2 separate regions of the Homo sapiens genome follow, and region 1 is linked to region 2. A link is an interaction called in ENCODE POLR2A ChIA-PET data of the cell type or tissue named here. Cell type or tissue: PC-3. All regions are shown on one strand. Links, peaks and the distances in the headings refer to the core of each region. The heading gives the core; the rest is flanking DNA.

Region 1 (2,919 bases), core at 176-2,675, 170 kb after region 2:
GAGGGCATGAATGCAGTAGAATGCAGTGTGGCAGTGGATATTCAGGAAGTGACCCTTAAAAGATTACATTGCATTTCGTTTAAGAAGGCAGAGAAGCACATAACTCATTTCAGAGGTAACATAAAACAAACTCAGAAAAATTATGTATGTGACACCTTATTCCTTTACAGTAAAGGAGAAGTCACTGCAATTTTATAGTCGATTGTTGTACCACTGAGCTCTATCCCCCAACACCGTAATTTTGAAGAGCAGAACTATACCCATGTGAAAACAATGCAAGCAACATGGACTTTCCTTGGTTCACTACTTAAAGCTGTCCAAGGTGAGATGTTTGATGAAGGAATACAGAACTGAGCATGAGCATATTTTCATCCCCAGGTATTTTGTGTTGGCTCCCCTGAAACACAGGTAAAGGGATGAAAAGCAGAGATGAAATGACCCATCCAAGATCTCTCAGCAAAACCATCAGCCCAGACAAGAAAAGAAGACCCAGAGGGAGGGGAATACCTGGTACATGGTGGGCACTCGCTAATATTTACAAAAGGGGGGAAGAAAACAGAAAGACTATTAGCTATTTGTGAGAAAGCATTTGTTCTAAGAGTTTGCCAAGACTCTCAGCTGTAACAGAAGCAGAGACCTGTGGTCACAGGGTCACAGATGGCTGTAAGTGGCTCTGGAACCCGATGTGATCCAAATGAAAGAAACAGTCTCCAAGGAATGAAGCAATGGTGGGAACACCCCCATCTCCCTACAATGAGCAAGGAGGGATGGCATTTAGGAACAGGAGATGTTAATATAAAGTGTGTTGAGTAACTTCTAAATACTACTACTTAGTTCTCCTGTGGCACTTTCCCACTTCAAAAGCGCTTTACAAACATTAACTAATTAAATCAGCATGACTTCTGGAAGGGAAAATTGAGCCTCTTTAATCTGTTTGAATTCTCAGAAAAAGCTAATAAAATTAAGGTATAATGTTCATGAAAAGGAGTACACAGAACCATAAACAGCTTTTGTAAGGGATTAAATATCGAAGTGTGGTGGTGGCATTTGATGAGCTCAGAAGCTATTTATGGCGATGTTATGTGACTGCTCCAACATCAACCACTGAAGACTGAGTTGCAAATACCATGCAGGCTCTCTGGAAGGAGCCTGTGGCTGGCTGTGGTCACCTGTCATAAGGTGTTTTTTTGTTTGTTTGTTTGTTTGTTTCTGGGCAGGACCCTGAGCCCTGGGCTGATGGAAGCAGGAAGGAGGAGGACATCTGCCTCGTGGGCCAACCAAGCTCTATTCACCATTTTTACAGAAGGAGTCAGCTAAAGAGGTGCAGGGGTCAGACACCTTCCCAGTGCCCTGCCTACCAGAGCTCAGAGCTGGGAAGGTGTCTGATCTCCCTGGTCTAGAGCAGGACAATTTGCTTCCATTCAGCTACTTGGTTGCTGCTGCCACTTCAGAAATGTTTTTAAATAGTCACAGTGAGTAAAATAGTAAAATAGTCACTCTGTCACCCAGGGTGGAGTGCAGTGGCATGACTTTGGCTTACTGCAACCTCCACCTCCTAGGTTCAAGCATTTCTCATGTCTCAGCCTCCCAAGTAGCTGGGGTTACAGGCGTGCACCACCATGCCTGGTAATTTTTGTATTTTTAGTAGAGATGGGGTTTCGCCATGTTGGCCAGCATGGTCTTGAACTCCTGGCCTCAAGTGATCTGCCTGGCTTGGCCTGCCAAAGTGCTGGGATTACAGGCATGAGCCACTGCGCCTGGCCTTCCCACTGTGTTCTTAATCTGGACAAATTATTTTGCTTGCTTTTATGTTTTGCCACTTTTTTTTTTTTTTAGAAGTAAAAGGGAGACTTTGTGATTCTCTAGTGAAGGAAACAGAAGGCAATCAGTTGAAAGTGCACAGGAAGGGGGAGTTTTGGTTTGCTGTATAAGAATTCCTGGGATTCGGCATTCTGCTGGTCCTGTTTTTGACCTCGGCCATAAGTATACCACAGTACTGGCCACTCATTCAAACTGCCCTTCATGACTTGGAATCCCAGTGACTCAGAGGACTACCCTTTCTGAGGAAGATGTGGAGTTGAAGCAAAGACAATTATTTTATAGCTGTAAATGGAAGCTACAGGAAAAGGGGAAGAAAATAGAGTCAGAGGTTTAAGAGGCTATGCTATTGCTCCAAGTGGGTCACTGAAAAGCTGAGTGACCCCAGGCAAGACCCTACCCCATGTGACCTTCACTTTCTTGCTGAAGCAGGAGGCAGGTCAGGGTGATCCCAAGGGTCCTCCTGGCTCTAACATTCTCAGATTCTGTGATCACACATGGTAAGCCTAAGGGAGTTGGGTGCTTAGGCAGAGATTACATGCTTGATGGTAGAGTCACCAGGCTCTGTAAATTATATGACTGCAGTTGGGTATTTAGACAAGCTGGCCCAAAGGTGGAGTAGGTGACTTTCCATGTGCTGTTACCAAAAACATATCCCCTCTGCAATATCTACCATTACTGTCATTCTGAGGCACCAAGGCCGCAGGAAAAACACAAATAGGTCACGTCACAGAACAATAACTCTGAGCATCTTCCAAGATGACGACATGGATTAGTTTAAAGCAGAGGCTGAAAACCTGAGCCAAATCCAGTGTGTGGTTTTGGGTTCTGTTTGGTCATTGAATTTTCTTTCATTTTAAAACATTTGAGTTAATTTCCACTATGTTAAGAATAAGCGTATTGTATTAGTTCATTCTCACATTGCTATAAAGAACGACCTGAGACTGGGTAATTTATAAAGAAAAGAGACTGGGTGCAGTGGCTCACGCCTGTAATCCCAGCACTTTGGGAGGCCGAGGCGGGCAGATCACAAGGTCAGGAGATCGAGACCATCCTGGCTAACATGGTGAAACCCCGTCTCTACTAAAAAATACAAAAAAT
Region 2 (2,919 bases), core at 225-2,724:
AAACACTGGGCACAATACATGAACACAATAGACAATGTGTTCTCACAAAAACTTATGATCTACCACAAAAGATCAACAAATGAAGTAAGCAATTCATAAGGACACCCGATATAATGTGAGAAATACTGCCAAACCAGAACTGAACAAAACATGTACCCATTTCCTAAGGAACGTACAGCAGAGCCTACAACGCCACTAAGTCTGAAGAAGTTTAATGCTACACCATTTTTCTTGAAGTTCATTAATGTCCAGTTACAACAGTTAAAGATTTAAACATGCCCAGCATCAGAATTGTGTGTACTTTACCTGTTTACCTGTTTAAGAATCCTTGGCATACAATGAAAGGACCATCAATTCATTTTTAATAGTAGTCGACAATTCTACTGCTCCACCTATGTAAGTCTGGCCAGAACTGTGCTTTCTGGATTTCTACACTCTTATCCCTAAAGAATACAACACATTAAATCATTCCCACTAGGATGGAATTCCTTTCACTCTCTTTCTCTTTTGGTGTTCTTCTTTCTTCCAATTCAAAGTTCTTTCCCTCCAATTTTCACAGGCAAAAAAGAAGTGGTAGCTGCCCTCAAAGCTGTCTTGCAGCATTCTCCAAATTCTAGGTATTGTGTGTTAGATGGAAACACATGTCATCAGAACAGAGATCCTTGCTCTTTGTTTCTAGATAGATTGCTGTTAATAAGAGACTCATTTTCACTTTCAAACTGCTAAGTAATTACTTTTTCTCTGGCACAACCACTTGCCACTCTGTCTCAAAGAAACTGCATGTATGTGGATGTATTATGCATGAACAGTTAGCATAATGGATGCATATCTTGCTCTTTAAAGTGGCTTCTTTATTGATTTTTTTAAAAAATAAAATACTTTGAGACCTTCATCTCTGAATATTACACAAGAGGAAGAAATTTTAACAATAGACAACTGAGCCAAGATGCAAACAGTATCATATATCCTGCTTCTTGAAACATAAGTCTTGGAAAGTGTCTGTCTCATTCTCTTTTCATTCATTGTTCCTGGCAAGCTGACAGAACCGCCTGATGCACTGTTACAGTAGCTCACCCAAACGACTTCTAATCAGCCACTTAAACATTTATGCATTTCAAAACTTGATCTCAGAACATAATACTAAACATAAATACTTACTATTTAAAGGCAGACATTCTTCTATTATACAGATTTCCTTCTTTTTACGCACACTCCACACACACCCCCACCCCCACCACTCTGAGAAACATGAAAGCTATTCCATTCAAAGCTCAATGACGCTTTCCCCCCATATAGGAAAAAAACCCAAACGATTATGATAAAGATCCTGAGTGAGTCATAAGAGAATGCCCTTCAATTGTGGAGGCATGACTAACATTTGAATATGGTGATTGCTACACAAGCAAAGTAAACCATTTTATTTGGTTGATTGCAAAATATATAGTCATCTATTTTTCTATACCCCAAAAATATAAATTTGAAGAGTTGTTCACCTCAGTATGATAGGCTCTTACTTTTTCACATACTGCTAAGTCCACTTAGAAAATGGGCAAAAAATAATGGAAACTAGCAAGTAGCACCATTTCCATAATCCCCATTTATCTTGATGTTAAAAAAACTCGCTGTTTTTACATTTGAAGGCAACCCACATCATTTGCTTATACTCTAATATTTTGACAATAAATTTTGCTTGATAAATGTGATACATACATACATAAATATGCAGATGTCTTATTACCAAAAAAGCAATAAATTCTGCTTGTGAGAGAGTTAGAGAAGACTTTGAAAAACCTAAGTGACATTTATTAAGGCAAGCATTAAAGGCTAGTAAAAAGTTATCACATGGAAAAGAGTAGGAACCTTGTCTTTTTGTTCTTTGTCCATTGCCCAGCCATGCTCTAGGCACTCACAGAGCAGCATAATTGATCGTGGTTATTTGTCAACTTATTTGAGGTCCTCATTAGAGTGGTTTTACTCAAGAGTAGGACCTTCATATATTTTTCTTTATACCCCAGTACTCAGAAGGCATTCAATAAAAAGGTTTCCCTTCAAAAGAGCTTTCCTTATAAACTCAAACAAATTGACTCCATTCTCAAAGTCACTGATAAAAAAAAAAAACATAAAAGAGTCAGCAGTTTTCCTAAAATGGAAGAACTGCAAAAAAAAGAGAAAATATCCATCAAAACATGGGTCCACTCCCCCTGCCCCAAATTTCCTGCTTTTATCCTTGGGATGCATTATGCCAGAATCTATATGTATATATACAAGTACACACATACATATACAAACACATGTGAATGTTTTGACATAAGATTGATTTGATACTTATATTCAACTTTCAGTTTTTCAACACAAACCAATAGCTGGTAAAGATAAATGACCCAGAAAAGGATCGGGTCTGATAATTTGCTGTGGAAAACTCATGCACTAACAATACAGAATTAGAATAAAGTTAGGACCTTTGCAGAAGAAGAGTCAATAAGCTCCCACTGTTCACCTGCTTCTAAAAGAACATCGTGCTCAGAAGACCCATGTTTGAATCTAGACTCTGCCATGGTCTGTGTAACACTGGGAACCTCACTCAAGCCCTGGGGTACTGTTCTTTCCTCTGTGAAATGGAGCAGACACACTGCTGTGTAGAGCATGAGACAGGGAGATGAGAGAGCATGGATGTCCTATAGCAGCTTCTTACACCATGCAGCCTCTGAACAACTGGTTTCCCTGAAGAGCACCATGTCAGACCACTTGTCTCAACGCAAGAGAGTCCAAACAGGGCAGGAAAAGATCCTGCCCAAAGGAATCACATCCACCGCCGCCTCCCATTGATAAGGTTCATGACCTGGGGACAAAGATAGTAGACATGTGGAAGGAAAAAATACCTTGCAATTTATTTTTTTGCTTCCTCTGTTCACTCTAAAT

Evidence for each region. Peaks named below come from ENCODE experiments on the same cell type or tissue, not always from the same donor. Only the 100,000 strongest peaks of a DNase experiment are listed, where the experiment ranks them.
Region 1: POLR2A ChIA-PET joins it to region 2 with 5 read pairs; 2 of 35 experiments call an interaction of 5 or more read pairs at or near these places.

Annotation. Positions count from the first base shown.
Region 1 is chr10:117,147,525-117,150,443 of GRCh38, forward strand. No RefSeq gene overlaps it. Among named protein-coding and RNA genes, the nearest start is that of VAX1, 11 kb to the left of the region's middle. In PC-3, for the core only: no CTCF peak of the experiment used is centred there; no DNase peak of the experiment used is centred there; H3K27me3 peaks cover 1,024 bases.
Region 2 is chr10:116,973,542-116,976,460 of GRCh38, forward strand. All of the region lies in intron 2 of SHTN1 (shootin 1), which reads right to left. Among named protein-coding and RNA genes, the nearest start is that of SHTN1, 30 kb to the right of the region's middle. In PC-3, for the core only: no CTCF peak of the experiment used is centred there; DNase peaks (open chromatin) are centred at 1,030 and 1,310; H3K4me3 peaks cover 1,560 bases; H3K27ac peaks cover 1,992 bases.